Linked DNA regions of Mus musculus: regions 2 and 3 are each linked to region 1. Evidence: chromatin loops called from intact Hi-C (ENCODE). Cell type or tissue: heart. All regions are shown on one strand.

The links. Peaks named below come from ENCODE experiments on the same cell type or tissue, not always from the same donor. Only the 100,000 strongest peaks of a DNase experiment are listed, where the experiment ranks them.
Region 2: it touches region 1 in a loop (7-fold over the local background); 12 of 42 quality-filtered maps call a loop at or near these places.
Region 3: it touches region 1 in a loop (11-fold over the local background); 8 of 42 quality-filtered maps call a loop at or near these places.

What each region holds. Positions count from the first base shown.
Region 1 is chr3:98,890,773-98,898,772 of GRCm38, reverse strand. It overlaps Hao2 (hydroxyacid oxidase 2), which reads left to right and starts at 5,543. Exons shown (of 9, transcript NM_019545.4): 1 at 5,543-5,620. It overlaps Gm31880 (a long non-coding RNA gene), which reads left to right. Exons shown (of 3, transcript XR_375888.2): 3 at 894-947. In heart, a CTCF peak has its summit at 3,339 (motif pointing left); no DNase peak of the experiment used is centred here; H3K27ac peaks cover 416 bases.
Region 2 is chr3:99,935,270-99,943,269 of GRCm38, reverse strand. It overlaps Spag17 (sperm associated antigen 17), which reads right to left. Exons shown (of 49, transcript NM_028892.4): 2 at 3,884-4,024; 3 at 3,202-3,288. Among named protein-coding and RNA genes, the nearest start is that of Spag17, 54 kb to the right of the region's middle. In heart, CTCF peaks have their summits at 4,179 (motif pointing right) and 6,914 (motif pointing right); no DNase peak of the experiment used is centred here; H3K27me3 peaks cover 703 bases.
Region 3 is chr3:98,971,025-98,979,024 of GRCm38, reverse strand. No RefSeq gene overlaps it. Among named protein-coding and RNA genes, the nearest start is that of Gm31880, 43 kb to the right of the region's middle. In heart, a CTCF peak has its summit at 3,054 (motif pointing right); no DNase peak of the experiment used is centred here.

The DNA of each region.
Region 1 (8,000 bases):
TGCAGCAAATGGGGAAAGAGCTGGGGAGTAATTCCCAAAGCAATATCGCTGATGAGTTTGAACTTCATTAGCGGTGTTAGCGTGAAATAACAGAAACTAAACAAAAACTGGATTAATTAAACACAACAGAAAATAAAGTGTAGAAAAGACAAGCCCACTCCTTGTTCAACCTGGAAGCATTTAAAGAAATACAGATATTGAGTACAACTTTAACTAAAAAATCCCACTTCTTTCGATGAACAGAAATGGCTCCCACCTGACACGTAGACAAGAACATTTGTATGAAAAGAAACCAAAATCTGTCTTCCTTAACCCATAAAAATTTTATAATTATTCTGTAAATATTAAACAAAACTTCCCTCTGGGGTACTTTCATTTTGATGCTGGCCCACAGTATGGAGACAGACACCAGCCAATTTTCCAACCCTTTAATTGTCAAAGCCAGGATGCAGATTTTTCCCAGTTTTCCAGGTTTCATTGGCCACATGTTCCCTCACTCATTCCCCAACCATCCTCTACTTTTGGACAAAGCTTTCTTCAATTTTCCAGAACGTTTATTGAAGGCACCTGGCTCTGAGATTTCTTTTAATCTCCCAGATCTCTGATTGCTGGCAGTAGCTTCCCAGACTGATAGCTGTCTCCTTTGTACATCTCCAGCAAAAATGCTTCTCTGTGTTCCCAGAACCCTATCCATAGAGTCATCCAACATGACTCACAATCCAGAGAAAATTTTCAACCAAAAGTTCAGAGAGGCCAATAAATTCAATACAAGTTGATAGGAATGCAATCTTGCACCAAGAAGACACTTCTATGTACTCATGGCTTGTTTCTGTCAACAGAGTAAAGTTAACTCAGGACAAAATGCCATTGCCCACTGATTCTCTTGTTGACAGGTAAAGTAGCCACAAGCCTTCAAGGAAGAAGTCCCACTTGGGTGGCCAACTTTGTAACTGAAATAGATTTGCCTCTTGGTAAGTACAAAGTCAGTAAGTTCAGCAAGGCTGTAGCATAGGTGTCAAACCTCGGAGTATCTGCCTGGTTGCCAACAGTACTAGCTCTAATTTCAGGAGCATTTTCTGCCACTAAGCACAGTGTTCTCTACACAACACCTCACTGCAGACATTTGAGACCTTCTGTTATGTACAAGATTTCCGGTATGAGGTGGTGGTACAAAGTATGTTGTTGCTTCTCAATAAAAGAAACTTTTCTCATACTCTAGACAATGGCTCCTGCCACTTAATTTGCATTTAGTTGAGTTTGATCCTCAGTGATCATAAATCTTTTGATAAAGACAAACTATCTCTCATATGTCAATGGCTTTCATACCAATAGGTTTTTGGTAGTGGATCCACAATACCTTGCTGTGGGCACCCACACTCATGACTGGAATCTTGATGTCCTGTTCTGTCCCTAGAATCCAACTATTTCCACGATCCAAGGAAGACTCAATCCCATGTTCAGGCACTCCATTTGTTTCCAGTCTGATCTGATCTAGGTAGTGAATTCAGCAGCTGGTGAACACTTTTCACTCCATAAAATAAGGACAGATGGTGTAATCTATTTGTCTTGTACCCAAGATCCCCAAAAGTCCCTCTTTAGGCTTTTTCCCCATATGTCTTTGTAACTATGCCATGGCTTTGGCCCTACTAATAACATAGCCACTGCTGGAGGTTCATAGCTTATAATGGGATCAGAAATATGCAAACTTCTCTTAATGTGACTTAGCCCTATCAGTGAATGATTTCAGTAACTGAAGGGTGATACTACCTTCAAATATCAAGGGTCATTTTCAGCCTAATAGTCTTAAGTCAAGCATAACTGAGTCTAAGGTTCACCCTGACTTGCAGGGCCATCTCAAGTGAGATATAACATAGAACCAGAGGAGAAGAATTCAATTGCTCAGGACTCTGGCATTTGATGGAGGCCAACTGCCACCTGCTTTCTGGCTGGATGATGACTACTTAGGATGGCATCTCATTCTTATCACCCAAATTAAGTAGGCACATTCCTCAACAGGTAATAATGGCCACTCAAGAAAGATAAGTACCACCTCCCAGTTGCATCCCGAGTATTCTTAAAATCCTACTGGTGATGCTCAGGAGTACCCAGATGAGTTCAAGACTGGTCTATCTCACTATGAACCAATTCCCTAGAATGCAGAGATGCTGTCAAACTTCTACCTCAACTGGTTCTCTCTGTGACCTAATATCTATCTATTGATATTAACTCCTTTAAGTGAGGGTGCTTATATAAAATGTTCCATCTATGAAGAGAGCTCTTCCTTAGCTCAGTTCAAAGACCCAGTTCAAAAAGGATCTAGGATGCTATCTATATAGCTCAAATTTGAGTCTCCTGTGAGATCTTTCTCTTCTCTACTACTAGCGCTTACGTACATCAGCTCGTTGCTTCTTGTGCTGGTTAGATTTTTTCCAACTGGACACAAGCTAGAGTCATTTTGGAAGAAAGAACTTCAGTTGAGAAAATGTATCCATCATGCTGGTTTCTAGACAAGACTCTGGGCATTTTCTTGATTAATGATTGAGGCAGGAGGGTCTGACATACTGGTAGCAATGTCACCCCAGGACTGGTGGTCCTGTGCTATGTTAAAAAAAAAAATCAGTCTGAACAAGTCACAAGGAACAAGCCAGTAAGCAGCATTCCTTTGTGGCTTCTGCTTCAGTTCTTGCCTCCAGGTTCTTTCCTTAGCTTCCCTCAATAATAGAGGGAATAATAATAATAACTTGGTAAGGTAGAATAAACACTTTCCTCCCCACAGCCAACAGAAAACAAACTAGGACATTTCTCATCATAGTTTGAGAGATGGTGTGAAGAAATGGGACACAAAAGGATTCAAGTAATGTCAGAGGTTAATAAGTATGGCAGTGGTGGTGCATGACTTTAATTTCAGCACTCAGGAGGCAGAGGAAGGTAGGTCTCTGAGTTTGGGGCCAGCCTGTTATAGAGTGAGTTCTAGGACAGTCTCAAATAATTGTCTCGTTTATTATTTGAAACCCTGTCTCAAATAATACATTCACACACACACACACACACACACACACACACACACACACACACACACACGGTAACATAAATTGAAACTAAACCTTCATCTTCCCATGATCTGCTATGTGGAACACAGAGATTTGCTTCAAGATGTAATGGAAAATGTCAATCAAAATACTATATGCTGTCCAAGTGATGTCAGAGTTGACCACAGGTATGCCCCAGGGCTGAATACAAAGGGTTTAACTGCCGCGGAAAAGGAATTTCCAGATTAACTGAAGGCGGTTTTGAAAGCATGTTTGAGATAGCATTGCCATCTAGTGGCCAGAAAACTATCATTTCTACCGACTCCAAACAGAGTAGGGAAAGTTTGGGCAACAGACTTTTAAACTAACACTGCAGATTGTAGAAGAGGATCAGGTCTCGTTCCCATGACCATTATATGACCTTGAAGTTCTACTGTGGCAGTATGTGGCGTCTTCCCATCCTCATGGCCGAAACAACCCACAAGGGCAGTGGCGTCGAACCGGGAGTTCAGATTCCCTGTGAGTACACATGGTGAGTAAACCACACCAGGACCAGGCAGGCAGTAGGCAGAGCAACTTTACTTATGGTGATTCAAAGCTTACAAAAGTTTGGGGGTCTGAGGGCAGGGACATCCAGGATGGGCAAAGGTCATTGGCTGGAGACCTTAGGGTACCTGGAATGCTTCATTAGCCTGGGGAAGCATTTCAGGAAAATCTCAGGTGCTGGGTGAACAGGTTTTGTCAAGAGAAAGGATCTTATAAACTAGTTGAGGTTATGTGACATTTTTCAAGTAGAGGTGAGTGTGTGTGTGTGTGGGGGGCTTAGAATTCCCCAGACAAGGTCAGAGAAGGAGAAACTCTGCTAATGGAGGGAGTCCTCCATTCGTGCTGAGCCCCAGAAGGCCATCCAGTTAATGGTAGACTTCCACCGTAATTAGCAGTTTTCCCACAGCAGTGTTCAGGTCAAGTAGGGTTTAGATCTTAACTGTACTTATTAGTGTTTGTATTCATCATATTTTTTTTCATCACTATGAGAAAGTGTTCCAGAAATGCAACTTAAAGAAGGGAGGGTTTATTCGTGCTCCCTGTTAAAAGGGAGCCGGGAGAGTCCATTATAGCGGTAACAGAGGGTAGGTGATCACATGATATCCATAGTCAGGAAGCAAAATGGTGGCTGCTCCTGCTCCCCAATTTTTCTTTTGTTTTGTTTTGCTTGTTCAGTCTGGTTTTATTCTGTTTTTGCTTTGCTTTGCTTTGCTTTGCTTTGCTTTGCTTTGCTTTGCTTTGCTTTGCTTTGCTTTGCTTTGCTTTGTTTGAACAGGGCTTTATGCTGTAGTTCATGAGGTCCTCAATCTCACTAAGTAGTTCAGGCTAGCCTTGAACTTTTGAAAATTCTGATGCCTTGGCCATTGGAATGCCTAGATTGCAAGCATGAGCCACTATATCAACTTGCTTTCTTTTTTATTAAGTCTGGGGTAACAGCCTGTGGGATGGTGCCCCACAACTTCCTGATGAGATCTGTTCAGCTCACTCAAACTCTAGAAATGCCCATACCCGTACACACTCAGAGGAGCACTGCCTAAGTGACCCCAAATCCCATCAAGCTGACAGTCAAGATTAACCCTCACACTGGTCATGGCTTTGAGCAGGTTAGCTTACCACATTCATTGTTCTGAAAAATGAGGGAAACATCTATCCATGTATCTCATGAGGCAATCAAAATATTTAATGGGATGTTTGTGGTGTATTGTAACCAATTAAAACGTCACATGCTGTTGCAATACAGAAACACCTGATAACAGCTGGTCTCTAAGAAGACAAGGGAGATTTGGGAAATTAATAAATTAGTCAGCTTGAATGAACTCTACAAGACTGTCTTGAGGAAATCAGTTCTCTCTCTCTCTCTTTCTCTCTCTCTCTCTCTCTCTCTCTCTCTCTCACACACACACACACACACACACACACACACATATACACACACACACAGTTCCATTTTGTTCTACAAGCTATCATCCTACTTTACTGAATCATGTTATCGTCAGAGACATTAATGTTTGCCTCCTGCATTAATTTGGTTGTCTAGTTCAGTATGTAGAGCTCCACAGTATTCTTATGCAGCCCTGTCCTGAGTCCCCACTATTTTCCTGCCCATGGCTTGGAAGCTATTATCTGCTCTACCCAGTTACCACACCCCAGGCAAATGTTCCTTTTCCCATTGCAGTATATTTTTTAACTCTCTACCTGAAATCACTTATATCCTACCATTAACCATAACTTCCCTTATGGAAAGTTAATAAGCAACTACTTTATTATTTAGAACTTTACTCTTATAACACAATTTCAGGATTTTCATACCTTGTAAAGATCTAGTTTTGGCAGCAAATATTGCAAAGCCATTCAAGTTTATGTCAAGGTTAACTTTAATCTGAACTGGTTATTTATTACTTCCTTGATAACTTTTTAACCAAAAGGTTAATGTTTATCCTTAAATATATTTTACTTCAGAGCCGAACGGTGGGCCTCTGTAGCAGGCTTTGCATGGCTACCTCTACATACTGCTATTGCTGGCTATTGGAAGACCTTAGTGTCAGGTTTGTCTTGGGGTATTTTCTATATGCTTGGAACTTGAGGAGAAGATGAAATAGTGGGTGAGATTTAGGGGAGTCATAGTGAGAGCTTGGCAAAGAAGGTTACATGGAGATAGGTGGCAGGGGTGGGCACATTTAAGCATTACCCAAGAAAGCTGTAGTATCAAAGAGTCTGCTGGCATAAAAAGTTCAGTCCAGGGAATTTAAACCTGGAGATAGCCGAATGTGTATGCATCCTTAGGGAAAACATTAGTCAAAATATGTTCTTTTAAAAGGTCCCTTCCCTTAAATGTGCTCATTACATGGAACATTGGCCATAAAAAGAATGTTGTGACAGGTCTACTTCTTATAAGTGAAGTAGTTAATATTTTTCAAAAAAGAGAATTTGTATCATTTATTTGGAGATACTCTGTTCTTTGGAAGCAGTTGTGAGTTCCCTTCAGTAGAAGGGCTTCTTGGGGTTGTGATCAGTTCCCACAGAAATCTGGGAAGGACTGAGAAGAAGATGAACCAAGACAGGGTGGTACTGTCATATAGATAGCCAATACTTGAGTGGAATAGATGGACCAGGAAACAGAATGAAAGGAGAAGGACCTTTCATGTTCTTCTACAACCTCCCAGAATGCACATCTCCTAAAGCCTTTACTGGGAACCACTCCGTCATTCTCAGTTTTACAGAATCCTTTAGTTCTTACAAGAACCCTGGGCTCGATAGTGATGTTGTGATTTTATAACTTAGTAGCAACTGGAACTTGTACAAATGATAACTGGGAATCATCTGAGGTCCCCTTTGAGAAGCAATGGGAACCATTTTTTCCATATTTCCAGTAGTTCTCCCTAGGAAAACACTCATGTTTAACTCTAAATTATACCAATAAACTGAGAATGAAATACTGAATCCCGTCTTCCAACTTTTACTGTATTTTAAAAGCTGAGCCTGAAAAACTTGCTTTTCACTTAACCTTCAGTATTTAGGGCAGTGCCTAGATATCATGTTAAAGCTAGTCACTGTTGTAAAATACACCCTAAAACATCAGTGGATTAACATAAAAATGTATATGTACAAATACATATTTGCTCATTTGTTCATATTTGTTTAAAATCATCTGGCCTATAAGGCTGCCCCTTTCCAAGTAGAGATTTGGAAATCCAAGCTGCCTTTATTTCATAGATATGGATTTTGGAAGATGAACTACCATGGCAGAACCACACTCAACCAGTTGGGCAGATTAGCCATATAAACCCATCTGTCTTTAAAAACTGGGAAATGTAAGTACACTGTAGCTGTCTTCAGACACACCAGTAGAGGGTGTCAGATGTCATTACAGATGGTTGTAAGCCACCATGTGGTTGCTGGGATTTGAACTCAGGACCTTCATAAGAACAGTCAGTGCTCTTAACCGCTGAGCCATCTTGCCAGCCCCAAAGGTTCATTTATTATATTTCTATGAGTAAACTGTAGCTGTCTTTGTTGTGAGCCACATGTGGTTGCTGGGAATTGAACTCAGGACCTTTGAAAGAGCCGTCAGTGCTCTTAATCGCTGAGCCATCTCTCCAGGATATAAGATACAATTTCCTAAACACATGAAACTCAAGAAAAATGAAGACTGAAGTGTGGACACTATGCCCCTCCTTAGAAGTGGGAACAAAACACCCATGGAAGGAGTTACAGAAACAAAGTTTGGAGCTGAGATGAAAGGATGGACCATGTAGAGACTGCCATATCCAGGGATCCACCCCATAATCAGCATCCAAACGCTGACACCATTGCATATACTAGCAAGATTTTATCGAAAGGACCCAGATGTAGCTGTCTCTTGTGAGACTATGCCGGGGCCTAGCAAACACAGAAGTGGATGCTCACAGTCAGCTAATGGATGGATCACAGGGCTCCCAATGGAGGAGCTAGAGAAAGTATCCAAGGAGCTAAAGGGATCTTCAACCCTATAGGTGGAACAACATTATGAACTAACCAGTACCCCTGAGCTCTTGACTCTAGCTGCATATGTATCAAAAGATGGCCTAGTCGGCCATCACTGGAAAGAGAGGCCCATTGGACACGCAGACTTTGTGTGCCCCGGTACAGGGGAACGCCAGGGCCAAAGGGGGGGAGTGGGTGGGTAGGGGAGTGGGGGTGGGTGGGTAAGGGGGACTTTTGGTATAGCATTGGAAATGTAAATGAGCTAAATACCTAATAAAAAATGGAAAAAAAAAACTGGGAAATGTTAATAGTCTAGGGGATCAGGAAGTTATACAGCTATAGTAGTGGAATATTTGTGCATGCATAATGGGACACCCTGGGCATGAACATGAGATCTAAAAACCTGATTCACTTGTACTTCACTCATATTCTGAAGGTCATTGCATGCATTGCATTCTGATT
Region 2 (8,000 bases), 1.0 Mb before region 1:
ACCATGGACATCCCTGCTTCCCTTGGCAGCCAGATGAGGACATTAATTCCCTGGAAGTACAGTTACACAAGGTTGTGAGCAGCTGTGTGGGTGCTGAGAATTGAACTCAGCTCCTCTCAAAGACCTGTTGGTGCTCTTAACTGCTGAGCCATCACCCAAGACCTTAAAAAGTGCTTTCTTGCAGATCTCCATCTTCACAGGTTTAGAGTGTCACATCCAGGATTTATCCTTTCCTAGCTAGTGTTTATTGTATTGTGGAGCTACAAGTTTAGTGCCTATTCATTGGGACCTATCCCACATTCACTGAGACTTTTCTCATACTCATTGAGATTTCCCTCACGCTCACAGAGACCACTCTAGTTCCCGTAGCTCTGTTTTATCTGCTCTTTCCCTAAAATTCCCTTTTCTACGTTTGAACGTCAGGACATACCCTCCCACATTAGTCAGCATTGAGGCAAATGAAAGGGTCCATGATAAAATAGGAAAACTTGAAGCTGTGTATTTACCTGTGGCACAATCTAAGGTATTTCAGCTTCTAACTCTAGATCTTCTAGTTACAAGACTTCCTAACACAGGTTCCCCATGTATGAAATGGGTAGTTTTTATATTTCCTTTTAGATTGGGATGTGAGGTAACTTTTCTTCTTGTTTTGTTTTGTTCTTATACAGATCAAAATGTCCACGACCCCTTCTCTTTCTCTGCAGGTGCCAGTTGTCTCTTCAGAACTTCTCTGGCTCCTCTCCCACACCTTAGCTAATGCTAATCTCTTCTCCCATGCCCTAACTAATGCTAAACTCTTTTTCCTTTAGCTCTCTGGACACTCCCCTGTCTCTTCCGGACCCCACTGATTATTTCCTGCCCCTGTTATCTATTCTTTTAATGAGTGTCTGATGAATACCCACTGCACGCTAGCCTAGTTTTATATGTTTACTGTTTATTTTGTCTATAATCCTAATGCTTCTTAAGCTCCAAGAATATCCACATTTCTGTCCCCTCGTGCACTGTCCAGATAATGGTTGTACAATGCCAGTATTTGGCCAAACTTAACAGTGTATAAACCCACTTTCATGTGCATCCATATCCTTAAATAGCTCCGGGTATGGGGATGCTGCTATGCTCAGGACAAACGATCATCTCCATCCTCAGTAGTGGGTGGTGAGAACAATAACCGCTCTAGCACTCCCGAGACTATACATGATGGAGACTATTCTCTTCACATTCCTGGATGAATGCCTGGAGTGGTACTTGGGGATCAGGACATGGTTTTCAAAGCAAGAAGGTGAATGGACAGAGGAATTGCAGGGATACCTCTGGCGGAGAAAACTAAGTAGGCTTTCAAAGGACTATGGCTTATAAATAAAGATAGCCATGTATACAATATCATGGCTAGATGAAATTCCAACATTTCAGGGGAAATTGCACAATTTTAAATGAGTCTGTGTGTATATAACACCAAACCATTCAAATGAAACCTTGAGCGAATCACTCAGGAATGTGGGCTTTGCTAGGACAGACATGGCGAGTCTCCACTGGAAATATGTAATATGGTTCTGACCTGATCTACTGCTCATGGATAAACATCACTGTAATGGGGTCTTGTTTTAACTGTGGCTACTAACCAAACACAAGCTAACAAACTAGGGAGTCACACAGGTTAACTCTGTTTAAAGCAAGAAAGAGGAGACTCTGGTTTAAAGTCAAGGAGAATCTCCTACAAGTAGAAATGAATATGTAACTACATTTATTGTCTTCATGATAATTTTAAGCTCTTCATCCAAAATGGAGAGCTAGAAGAAAACAAGGCTCACGAACTCCCCCGAGGCCAAGTTACTTTACTATACTCTCACTTTTCCCAATGGCCAAGTTTCCTTGGAATAGGAAATGCAAGACTTCCTAATTACGTCTACGGAGCTTGTCTGTAGAGATTTCCTATTTGCTACATACCTTGCATGCAGAAAAGGACTCAAGAGCAGGCTGTCCGCTTGGCTCAAATGTCCAGAGGCTCCAGAGGACTCTTGCTTCTGAGCCTCTTCTATGGCAACTTACATTTCCTGGCCCCCCAAACCCCCAGGCACTGATCAAGTCTTTTCAGTTGTGAGATGAGAAATGCAAATGTATCTCTCTCCAGATGTGACCTGTCCTGGGCCAGTGCTGACCAGGAGCCTGTGCTTGCTTTATGCTCTTTGTCATTCTTCTTCCAGTGATTGATGGTAATGAATTTCTGGTGCCTCTAAGGCCCGATCTCTGTGGTGCTCCACCCTGCTTTTTTTTTTTCCTTCTGGAACCATTCAGAAAACCAAGTGTGGGAGGCTTCTTGCCCAAATGCTCCAGTGGAAGAATGTGGGGGAGCCAGATGTGAGAGGGACCTCCCCTGAGTGAAGAATATGCAACCAAGAGCCCTAGCACATGTTGAAGAAGGATGGCTTTCTAAACAAACCCTGGATTTGTAGCATTGTGCTATCCCACATCCAAGTCAAAATGCCTGTCCAGATTAAACGTCAAAACTGCCCTGTTATCATCTCTGTGTTTTACTGGGTATCTTTGAAGAAGAAAGAATCCTTTGGGGGGTCTAATTGATCCCAGGCCTGATACTTGGACATGGATTTCCTTGACCACTTCAGAAGGGGAAAAAAAAAAAAAACAACCCACTATTTTAAATCCAGGTATCACATAATGTTTCAACTGGTGAGCACACATTCAGAACATTGCAAGGAATGATGGGAGGTGTGGAATTTGACTGCTAGCAGAGTTAGTTTGCCAAAACATAGAGAGCGGTGTGTCAAGGATTAATGCCAAGACATTTGCAGTATTCTCAACTACCAACAACTACACTGAAACTTGGTCAGACTACGCTCTTTCTTTCCTCTTTCTATCAAGGAGATAACACTAATAATGCCTCTCTTTAATACCATCACATATTCAGTACTTATCCCAGGAAAGTACAACCTAGTGTTTTGGTAAGTACCCATGATTCATGCTTTTCAATTGGGAAGAAGGATAGTGTAAATAATCTAGGTAGGTCTATTCTTAAAGGTATAGTTGTGGAGTGTGTATGTGTCTGTGTATATGAGGAACAAACAATCAATGGATAGTGGAAATTTACTTTTAAAAATTGAATTAAAATTTTCTAAAGTGTCATATGGACTTCAGTTTCCATGGCTGAACGTTACAAAAGTCTCTTTGACAGACTCAGTTACTCACCTCGTAATGTAACGGTAAATTGACAGATGTGGGCTTTTTCCCCTTTTTAGCTGAAGCACTTTCAGCAAGTGACTGTATTTCATCCATCTGCAAAAACGTTGAGTTAACTTGTAATGAATGAAAGATTAAAGGGACACACAGATCTGTGAAACTTTCTAATACATTAGTGAATTAGTGAATTAAATTAAGCCACTAGGGAACTTAGCAAGACAGTAGATGTAGTATTTATAACCTCTCTCGTCAGGGTGCTGGTACTCGCACATGTTTGTGCCACCTGACAGCTCTTCTCCACTATCTGCATTGCCCTCTGACTTGAGCCAGCTTGGATTTTCTATAGATATCGTTTTTTCAATTAGTCATGTGCCTTATTTAGCCTACTCTTTCATTATTATCTAACTCCGTACTAAATAATTCCTCAGAGACCTTTGCCTGGTGCCTGGACTGTTTACAGAAATCTTTGTCAATGGGATGAAGTTCCAATGGACTGCATTGATGAGAAGGTTAGCCCTTCCAAATGCAACATTTTACATTGGGTTTGCGCACTTAAAGTAACCCATCACAAATAACCAAGTAGTCCAGGACTACTTTGTTCACTGTTGCCTATTCTAACATTTCAATCCACAAATATAAGGAAGGATGGATGACTTTGGATGTCCCGAGGCAGAAAGGGACAGACAGGTACCTGCTGCAGAATGTCTTCCCATGACACAATACTGAAGAGTTTCCGCTGAGGGAGTCGAACAGCCAGGTCAAGGGCATGAATGAGAAGATCATCCTCAACTCGGTTCCCAACCACGAAGGCGATGGAGGCCTTCCAATCATTCTGTTACAAGAGCAGACAGAGGTAGCGGCTAAGTGGTCTTCACTGGGTAGCTTTGTGTCAAAGGCACTGAACTGAAAACCAGGATATGTTTCCTATTTTACTCAAAGGCAGAACTGACCTTGGACTACATGAGAGATTTATCAAAGCAGCCACAAGGCGGCAGAATTGTGCCAAATTTCATGCAACTTGACTGCAACCAGTTTTCTTAAGAAACCGGGAAATACCGGTTCTGAAGGTTTACATCCCAGTAAAATGCTGCCCCTCCCCCCAAGTTTGCATTTGCAATCAATATATGATTCATATGCCACAAATGTATATTAAAAATAAGTCTCAAAACAGTAACTAGCCATTGTTTCATTTCCTGATCCTCTCTTTAGACAGCTACTCTAGTGTTACATTTATAAGAAATTCAAAGAGTAATTGGTAAATGTTGGGTAAGACTGAGCGAGTTGCTAGTGAGAACCAGCAAACATCTTCTCCTACTACTGTAACACAAGTGAGACTGCTAATTCACAGAAGGATTCTTCCCACATCTGGGAAGATGGGTAAAATATTATTCTTGAACATGGAATTTTGTCTCACACAATTTAAAGAAACAAGTAACTGAGGGCAAGGATCTCATCCAGTGGTTGATTCTTTTATCTCCGTCTCTTATAATTTCTACTGGAGAAGGTAAATCCCTGGAAGATGGAGGAGGGGCTTTGTGCATTTACTCCTATCCCTCTCCACCTCCTGGTGTTTGCAAGAAGGCGGGTTTCTGTTTCTGAACAGAAACAGTCTCAAGGGGGAGGTAGCACCCATAACAAAGACACCATGGAAAGAAAGATGAAAATAAGGAAAGGCACCCGAGCCACATGACCCCACCAGGCCTCAATGACCTCCTGTGCAAAATAAGATAGCTGGGCATAGCAATATCTAAGCTATTTGCTAGCTCACTGGTTCTCAACCTGTGGGGCGCAACCCCTTGTGGGGTCAAATGACACTTTCCCAGGGGTTACCCAAGACCATCAGAAAACACAGATATTTACATTCCAAGTCATAAGAGTAGCAAAATTACAGTTATGAAGGAGCAACGAAAGTAATTTTATGGTTGGGGTCACCACAGCATGAGGAAGTGTATTAAAGGGTCATAGCATTTAGGAGGAGGAATTAGGAATTAGGAAGGTTGAGAACTGCTAGCTGGAGCTACCGCTAGAGGCCTGACATCAATGGAGTAAATCCTACTTTGGGCAGCTGCCAAAAGACCTGAAGTCTTCATGAAGTTTTGTTGTTGTTGTTGTTGTTGTTGTTGTTGTTGTTGTTGTGTAATTTTGTGAGGCTCTTTTGTACTTTGCTTTGCTCATAATCAGGCGGGTGTCAGAGCAGAATCCAGGTGAGAGGAGGGGCACAGGGTCCATTCTTCCTTGCCATCAAATAGGAGCTGTCTACAGTGTTGCTGCCTGCAGTGTTGCTGTCTACAGTGTTGCTGTCTGCAGTGTTGCTGTCTGCAGTGCTGCTGTCTGCAGTGTTGCTATCTGCAGTGTTTCTCCATGGAAACTTACTATATAACAAGATCCACCCAGTGTTCAGTGTTATTGGGAGGACATAACCACACATGGAAATAGAAAACTGTATGCTTTCCTTATGTGCTAAGTTTGCATGCATGGAGGTAGGCATGCCTTTGTTTTAAACTCTGGTATTAAGTTTAAAACAATCTTTTTGGATGAAAAATTATATATATAACAAATTGTTTAGAAAAGGATTCTATTGCCACAAACTGACCCTCTTTGCACTGGGTACCGCTTTTACCCCTCCCATTATAGCTGCATCTATAGAGAGAGCTGAAGGAGGAAAGTCTCTTCCGTTCTCATGGAAAAGTATTCATTGCTCATGGTAGGCGGTGTGTTAAAGTTTCAGCAATAAAAACTGCTCCCACTGCCCCCTTCTCCCTGCACGTTTCTTTGCCAATCCTTGAAATCTAATGGTGACAAAGGTTTGTCTCTCAGCTCTTTTAAAGGCAATTCCAGAAGAGGGTGCTGTAGCCTACCTACCCATTAGAATCCAGTGTCAAAGGCAGATGTTGACCATTCCAGACAAGAAGAAAGAGGGGTTGCGGAGGAAGGAACTAACAGTTACTGTGGATCTTCCATGTGCCAGGCACATGTTACCCTGCACCCTAAGTGACTCCGTGAAATAGGCACACTGCTATACTTTAGATGGAAAGGCAGGCCCAGAAGGTCAACACCTTGATTAAGATAATTTTGGCAGAAAACCATCTCACGATTATACTGAAAGCTGACAAACCTGATTGTTTCAGGACAGTTCTGAGAGCAAGTCACTAGAGTCAGAGTGATATTAACAATATGTTACTAATTGATGAAATTTACGATACTTGTAAAAGTATATGGTGCCTTCAGAAATGACTTATATTCAACCCTTAAAACACTGTAAATCACACTTTTTAAAATGGTATCTTACAGAGGGTGAGAGGTGAAGGCAATCCTCCACATTTCCCTCTTCAGAAGTTCAGTGCTCTGGGCTTTAAAAACAAACAAGTTCTTTCTTTATTTTCTTCAATCCATGGTCCTCCTAATTGCTGAATCTTGAGGTGTCCCTGATGTCACACTGAGAGAGTTCATTTAAGCTAGAGCAGAGACACTCTCCCCATTTGAGAGGGTCTAAGAAGTCTACCCATGGCCCCGTTTCCACTCACACACTGGGCCTTAAAAAGCTGCCTCCTCATTGGTTCTGTCCTGTGAAGCAGGATCCATGAAGGATGTTCTTAGAGCTGCAGTTTCAGTCTAATGAGATGGACTGGGCCCCAGGAAACCTGAGATAGAGTGGCCTGAGATGTAGTGACCAAGGCCACCAGGGAAGGCTTGCAGGGAAGGCTGCACAAACTCCTTTCTGCAGCAGGGGGCAGCGGGATGCTAGGAAATGCATGCACACTGCTGGATGAAGGAGGAGTGGAGGACACCTCAATAAAGGAGGCTCTAAACTATACTTCTGGGTCTTTCTGTTAGCATTCCAGGAAAACTGCAGGTTCCAAATCTCTACCAACAACAACTGCTTTAAAAATAGGACATTGTTTTAGAAAAAAAATGGGACACAAACACAATTTGGGAAAATGCTGTTTAAAAAAAAAAACCAAAAAAACCAAAAAACAAAAAACCTCCACTTAAATCCCACTTCCACTTCAGCATACAGTTAAACAGAGTCCTTAGATTTAAGCTCACGAGGAAGTCAGAGAAATATGATATAGTAAGAATGAATACTGACCTTGAGAGAGGGAGATGGCAGTGCCATGTCACAGCCAAGAGGACAGGCTTGTGAGTACGTACGGTAGTGGTACTATTCCTACCTGTAGGTGAGTTGGACAGTTTGGGAAGCTTGAGTGTACTTTACAAGAGCTGAGAATGAAAACTGTCCACTTCAGGAAACACAGTGGCTGTATCTATTCAGTGGTGAGGGAGGGGACTTTGTTTTTTTTTTTTTTTTTTTTTTTTTTTTTTTTTTTTTTGGCTCACTCCAACATCTGACAATGATGGTGGCTCTCTGCTACCTGGAGACATATGTGACACAGATAATGCTGTGTGATTGATAAAGTTGGTCAAAGGTGGAACGAAACCATGTATGGACACAACCCATTACCTTCTATTTGCTGAACCAGTCTTACCTAATTTGAAGCCCGGCAGGAGGGCGTCTCAACCCAAACACTTACATGTAGTCTCTAAGGCAAGAAAGCATTCGGTACATGCAGGGAGGCTTGGCTAGCTCAGAGAGTCTCCAGTCTCACAGACATGGGGTAGATTTAGAACTATTTTTCTTTCATATATTAAAAATTCTCCAAATTTCACTAGGCATTCCATATTCTAATGTGATTATAACAACTCTTTCACTAGCAAGTGGGACACAGCCTTTGGTCAATGGGTCTGTGATTTTTTCCTTCTATTAGCAAGAACAGTCAGCTGATACAAGAAGGACAAAGGAAGGCTGC
Region 3 (8,000 bases), 80 kb before region 1:
ATTATTAAGGGAAATGAAGACATCCCAAGACAAGCACACATTAAAGAACCCCATGACCACCAAGAGAGTGTTGCAGAATATATACCTCATGGAATCTTAAACATGGGGGATGAAGAAAGGAAGTCTCCATCATAAAAGCACAGGAAGAGAACAAATGTCACAAGAGGAATAGGTTAAAGATGTATAAAGAACAAACATATCATGTTCAACACAGTAATCCAGCCAATCCCCAACATAAATAAGGATAGAAGAAAAGAACAAACAAAACTCCAAGCAGCTAGAGAAATAGCCAACAGAATTTGAGGAATCAGCAAACCTCCTAGAGTAACAACTTTAAGTATAAATAATTTTCCAACAAAAAAGCAAAGAGTATTTGACTGGGTTAAAAACAAGGCTCAACTATAAGTTGTTTCCAAGGAATATAGCTCACTGGAAAAGATACTCACTGACCAAAAGAGGGATAATGGAAGTGGAAACAGGACAGCTTGGTTGTTCTTACACCTATAAAGTAGGTTTCAAGCCAGAAATATCCACAGGAGAGCTAGAAGGCTGATACATGTAGAGATCAGATGACAACTCTGTGAACTCCTTCTACCTTTGTGCTGGTTCCAGGAACTGAACTCAGGAAATTAGGCTTGTGTAGCAAGTGCCTTTACCTGCTGAGACATCTCACCAGCCTCCATTCTCTATTTTAAATGACAACAAGGAGATATAACTAAGGTAAATATATGAAGACTAAACATCAGCACTCTCCATTTCAATAAACAAAGACTAATGGAAACAAGAGGATATGCTGATAGAATGGTGGGTGACCTAAATATGTGACTGTCATCAAGATCTTGGCCATACTGATGAACATTCAACAGACATTTTAGAGGGAATATGCATGTTAAGTTAAAGAAAAGGGACTTGTCACATAGTTACAGTTTATTCCATTCAACATCCGTGGACCACACATTCCTCTGAATGGTCATGAAACTTTCTCTAAAATAGGCTATACAGCAAGAGTTAAAATTATTTAAATGTATTACTTTTTAGTTATTTTTAATTTTGTGTATTGTGTGCCAGTGTGTGTGTGTGTGTGTGTGTGTGTGTGTGTGTGTGTGTGTGTGCTGGTGTCTGTGGAGTCAGGAGGCTTTGATCCCTCTTGCAGCTTGAGTCACAGTTGGCTAACCACCTGATGTAGACTCTGGGAACTGAACTTGGGTCCACCGGAAAAGGAATGTGCACCGTTAACAGCTGAACCATTTCTACAGGTCCAGTAAGTCTTAAAAAGAAATCCTCAAAATAACATCCTGTATCTCATCAGACTATAGTGGAGTAAAATTGAAAATCAAAAGTAAAAGAAACTATAGAACTATGTATCTATGTGGAGATGGAATGATATAGTCTTAATGTGTCATTGAAGAAACCAGAGAAAAAATTTAAAAATTCATAGAATGCAATGAAAATGAAAGTACAGCTTATCAGAATATTTGGGGTACAGCAACATTAGTTTGAAGAGGGAGATTTATTAATGCATATATTTAAAATCAGAGAGACATAAAACTCATAGTTTAACAATCTACCCTATTCTTAGAAAATACAAACACACTAAAGGACAAAGCATTAGTTGGTGAAAAGTGATAAAGGTCAGGGCAGGAATTAATGGAAAAAGATTAAAGAACAAAATATGGCTTCAGACACAAAGTTGCTTAATTAAAAAGACACATAGTATCTGAGAGGATGCGAGTCTGGTGTTTAGGAGGTAATGGGTTCAGGAGGGTAAAGCCCTTACGGATGGGATCACTGCTTGACAAAGGCTAAGTTGCTAAGATAGGAAAGATTTATTTCTATTTCACAGTTTAAGGGTGCAATCTCCAGTGCTGGAAAAGGCGGGCAGGCACATGGAACAGAGGATCACATTTCGTCTGCAGTCTGGAAACAAGGAGGTAACAGTGAACATAGTTTTATTCAGTCTGAGGCCTTAGGCCATAAGACAGCACTGCATATATTTAAGGTGGATTTTCCCTTTTCAAAAAACAAAACACAAAAAAACTAAAAAACAAAAACAAAACAAAAACAAACAAACAAAAAACCCTTTCTAGAAATAGAAACAGAGGTTTGTCTTAATGGTGGTACTAAACCCAATCAAGGTGACAGTTAAGATTGACCAGCACAATGTGGCTGTAAGAAAAGACACAAAGGGTGACACCCCCCACAAACATGTCAGAATTCAGCAAGGATGCAGTTTTCTGAAAACTAGGAAATGCCTTCACCAGCTAGGGGAGCTTTCCCAGTCCATAGAACTGTGGGAAATCAACATTTGTTGTTGTTGAAGTCACAAAGCCCATGGGTACTTGCTTTCAGTCTTATCTCTAAGAACACCTTAAAAGAATGAGACAGAAATACAAAATGTCACTTCTAGAATGGCTCAGTCATTTTCTCCATGTGTAAAGTAGAAACGAGGCTGGAAACTTTTAGCGTGAACCCCCGGGGGCTTGTGGGTGAAGGATTCCCTCCTTTGAAAGGACAGACAGAGCTTCAATGTGACCACCAGAAGATGTGTATTATGGTTCTAGCAGACAATCAATGAACGTTACTAAAAAAAAATGAGAGGAAATGGAAAAAGATTAGAGTCTTTCATATTATTTTTGACAGCACAACTGTTTTCCACACAAAAATTTTAGGTGGAGACCTAGCACATGGAAGAGAAACGTTAGCATCAGCAGACTGTTACGGAGGATGAGGAGAGGAGGAGAAATGGATTCCTGACCTCTCAGTCTCTGTAGTCAGCCACAAAATATCTCTGGGAAACCTCCTGGGTTCTGTGGTGTCCGGTTTCAGAAGGTAGAAGGAACCATTTCTAAAGCCCCTTCCTTGCCAGTGCCAGCTGGGTTAATATGAGCCCCAGAAGGCAAGACTTCTGAAAAGTTCAAAATGGAAAGGTATCATCACTAGGAGAAGTCAGCCAGACCTCAGTCTTCCGAGGAAGTCAAAGAGAAAAGAAACCTGCTCCAACAGTAGGTCATTCATTATAAGCAAAATGTCAATAAGACCACTAGGTGGAGCTAAGACCTCGACAAACAGAGTCAAAGGTCTGAAGGCACAGGCATGCTTGCAGAATTGGGTTCCTTGGTAGGTTAAAAGGAAACATGAGGCTGGATTGTTTAGAATTTGGGGGAAAGTTGAGTTCTTTATGTACTCTAGATATTAATCCTTTGTCGTATGTATAACTAGCAAAGACATATATGACATGAAAATAGAACAGAACTGTCTGGGAAAAGGAAAGGAGGCAGAGTTAGTGGAGGGAGAGCAGTGAACCTGGTCACAGGACACTATACACTTCAGTGCCATGTCTTTCTGGGACCCACCACTATGCACAGTGAATATGTGACAGTAGACATTTTTTACTTCACTAGCAAAAGAAAATGAAGGAGGGATTAGCAGGATGTTGGTTCCTGACTCCCTGAGACCACCTCTCCATTCCACCTAAGCATATCATGAAACATATGAGATGCAGACTTCCTTTTACCTCAACAGTTAAGTTACAGACTCATCTTGACATCCTCATCGGAGGTTTTTGGAGTATCAGATTCTGGTTTATAGGAATGTTATCTCACAGAGGAATGCAAAAGATGTTACCAAGTACCACCACCTCTGAGCCATCAATGATGGACACCCTATGAACACTTGTGGACCAGTTTCCATTTCTGCCTCATGTGTCTGTCCCAGAACCCTTCTATTATACCTACCCAAAGCTTGTACCACTGTGTCATCTCCTTTTTGTTCCTAGCTTGGGTCTGAGGTTGGAGAGAATGAGGCTAATCCTCTTCATGATGGAAACATTTGCAAAAAGCCCATGCGTTTCCTGGGTGTCCAATTTCCTAAACTGAAGCTTCTTCATTTGTCCTCAGTGATCTGAAACAAACTATGATCATTTCATTGTGGAACTAGAATCATCTCCATGACAACCAGCAAATGTGTGGAAACTTACTGAAACTTTTCTTCAGCGAGGCAGTGGCAGGATTATACAGCATCTTAATAATCCCATGCTGCTTTATGTGACCGAAATGCAAGGGACAGGGCAGCAAGGGAAGGGAGGAGAATGAGAAGTGGAAATGAGAGAAGATGAACCCGAGAGCCCTGGGAAGCTCACTGACTCCCCCACCCCTGCCCACCCCGTCATTCATTCATTGTCCACCTGTCTTTCCTTTGAGTCTATCAACATATGTTTTGCTGAGCAATGGGCACAGTACTAATCCAACAAAACAAATAACAGGCTAAATGCATCCTGTCCTTGGCTTTAGGCAGCATATGTTCTAATGAGGAAAAAAGACACTAGTCAATAAAGGCATGTAAACACATAAATATCAAAAAGTTCTGGGAAATAAAAGCATAGATGCCTGTGAAGAAATGTAACAACAGGAAGAGCACAGCAAGCCAGATTCAGAGATAATAACCGCTTCAGTTAATGAAAGGGAGACGATGTGAGCAAGTGACCATACAAAGGGGACTCGAGTGGGAATACATCCCAGACTAAGGGAAAAACATTCATGAGAATCATGAAGTAGAGAAACTGGAAGGATGCTGCTGCACACTGAGGGTGGGGATGAGAGTAAGGGTGGAGAGAGAAGATGGTGAATGGGGGTGGCACAAGGCTAATCCATCTCATCGTTACTCCATGACAACTAGATGCCCCAAATGACCTATTCTGTAAAACTTTTATAGTAGGAGACATGACCCAGGTAAATGATGTTGTGCCTATAGGTTTAATGATTGTATAAGGACACAGGAACGGAAATGTTTAGGAGTGGAGCAGAATTAGCTACTATAAGCTGTTGAATGTTGAGTCTGAATCCTTGTGGTGATAAGTTTGGGCTTCATAGAAGCCAGGGAATTGGAACAGCCACTGGGATCAGGCCTGGGATCTTAGGGAAATGATTTAAGTGACTTGCTCAGGGTTAAAAAGCTGGTCAGTGAAAGAAAGAGTGTGGGAAGCAAGATTCAAACACAGTAGCAGTCTCCTTGTCACCCCTCTCCATTTCTCCCCCATAAAAGCTCTCTTGGGAATATGAAGAGTGAATGATGTCTAACTATGTGCTTCTCAGATGAAGGAAATGAAATGGGCTTCTTAAGAGGAACTAGGGGGTTTCTGGAACTTTAACTCTGAAAGGGGAGTTCTTTAACTCAGCCATTCATTGTCCGCTGTCATGTTTGCAAAGACAAGTGTCGGGGTTGGAGATGTCACTCAGTTGGCAGAGGGTCTGTCTAGATTGTATAAAGTTCTAGTCTTGATCATTAGAACTGCATAAAATTGAGCATAGGTTTGTAATAGCAGTACTTGGAAGATGACATTCAATGTTATCTTTTGCTCTGTATAAGGTTCAGGGGAAGTGTGGGCTTCAGGGGATCCTGACTCCAAAAAAGTGTTAGATTTATGAATTCACTTATGCAAACACCTCTAATGGGCATTTATAACCTCTAAAACTTTCTTTGTGATCATGTTCATGTGTGTTAGCTTATGTCAGTGTATGTGTCATTGTGTATGTGTCTCTGTGTTAAGCGATTGGAGGTTGCACATCAAATTGTATACACTGAGTACATACAGCCTTCCATTGGTTAATTAAACATCAATAAACTATTATAAGAATGATATTCTGTCTAGAAGGAATTCCATCTGCGGTTCACTTGGCATTTTTCAGCCGAGCATCACACAACCCACTGAGGATGTTAGTACCTTGCATGGAGACTTCCAAATTGTCTTAGTGTTATAATTATTCCACCAGAATGAAGGTTATTGCTGCAGCACTGGCTTCTAGGATTTCTGAACAGAGCATCTTGTGGAGTCTGGTAGGAAGAGATCATAGGGGCAAGAGAGGAGAGCGTAACTTTTATCAGAGCAGACGAGGATGTTGAGAATAGGTGAGAGAAGCTGTGCTACCTAACCTCAGTTGTCAACTTCACTACATTTGGAATCAGCTAAGACTGAAACAGCTTGCTATGCCCATGAGGGACTTTTTTTAAATTGGATCATTTGAGATAGAAAGACACACCCTCAAATCGGGGCCACATGTTCTGGTGGCAGCTTTCATAAGAGGACATGGAAGAAAGAAGTTTTGCTTATCCTCGCTCCTGCTGGCAAGCTCATCTATCCCGATGCTGAGGTGTTCCTTCACTGATCTTAGAACCTACTTCCTCAGGATTGCAACGCAGACTAAAGACCAGCAGCTCTAGGATCCTCTGGGACTCCAGCACCAGCTGGAGCTGCTGAGACATCCAGTCTCATGTACTGTAAAGCTACTGGATCCTTGGCCTTTCTGTTAGGAGACAGCCATCTTTGGACTACTCGAGACCACAGCCTGTAAACTATTCTAACAAATATCACACACACACACACACACACACACACACACACTTTCAGTTATGTTCCTTTAAAGAATTCTGATTAATACAGAAGCCAAGCCTAGGGCATTAGGAACTAGGTTCCTTCATATAGCCTCAGCACCAATGTGGGATTCCATGCTGAGTCCTGAGGACAGGGTTACAGACACCATGTGATATCACTGCACCCAAAGCATGGCTTTGGTGTAGCTAAGTTGGCCAGAGACTTTCTGTCCTTCAAGGTGTGCCGCCAGGACTCCCACTAGACTCGAGATAACTAAACACTAAGCCTTCCTTCTGCTAGTTCACAGAGAAAAACAAGGACACATGGCACCATACAGGGCTATGACTCAGGTCTGTATGAACAAGTCTTCTCCTAAAGTCAATCACACAAAGACACCCATTTACAAACACAGTAGTAATGAATATAAAAATTGGATATATATAAACATACACACAAACAAATATATATATATATATACATATATATATATATATACATATATATGTGTATATATATGCTAATGCTTGAAAACCTACCTTTTTAAAATAAAACCACTTGTAAGCTTTAGATTAAGCTTTCAATTATGTAAGTGACCCTTAACATTCCACTTGGGAACTTCTATAATTGTTAAACACTCTCAGCTAAGTAGCTGGATACAAAATTAACTCACAAAAATCAATGACCCTTTTTTACACAAATGACAGATGGACTGAAAAATAAATCAAGAAAACAACACCTTTCACAATAGCCTTAAATAATATAAAATATCTTGGGGTAACTTTAATGAAGGAAGTGAAATACTTACATTATAAAATTTTCAAGTTTTTGAAGAAAGAAATTGAAGAAAATATAAGAGAGTGAAAGACCTCTCCTGCTCATGGATCAGTAGAATTAACATAGTAAAATGACCATACTAACCAAAATAATTTACAGATCCAAAGCAATCCCCATAAAATACAGTTATTTACAACTTTTAAAGCACAATTCTCAACTTCATTTGGAAAAACAAAAATACCCAAGATAGCTAAAACAAACTCAAACAATAAAAGAACAGTTAGAGGTCTCACCATTCCCAATTTTCAAGCTGTACTACAAAGCTATAGCAATAGAAACCATGTGAGATTAACATTAAAACAGACACACTGATCAATGGAATAAAATTGAAGAGGTAGACATAATTCGACACACCTATGGACACCTGATTATCAATTAAAAAATAAAAGCCAGAAATACACAGTGCAAAAAAAGACAGCATCTTTGTCTAATGGTGCTGATCAAACTGAATGTCTGCATGTAGAAGAATGAAAATAGATCCATACTTAGCACCCTGCATAAAACTCAACTCTAAGAGGATCAAAGACCTTAATATAAAACCAGATACTCTGAACCTGATAGAAGAGAAAGTAGGCAATAGCCTTGCATGAATTGTCACAGAAGAACATCTATAGTGCAGGCACTAAGGTCAGCAATTGGTAAATGGGACCTCTTGAAACTGAAAACCTTCTGCAAAGCAAAGGACACCATTAGTTGGATAAAGTGGCAGCTCACAGTATGGAAAAATATTTTTACTAATTCCACATCTAATAGAGAATGAATATCCAAAATATATCCAGAACTCAAGAAGCTGGGTATC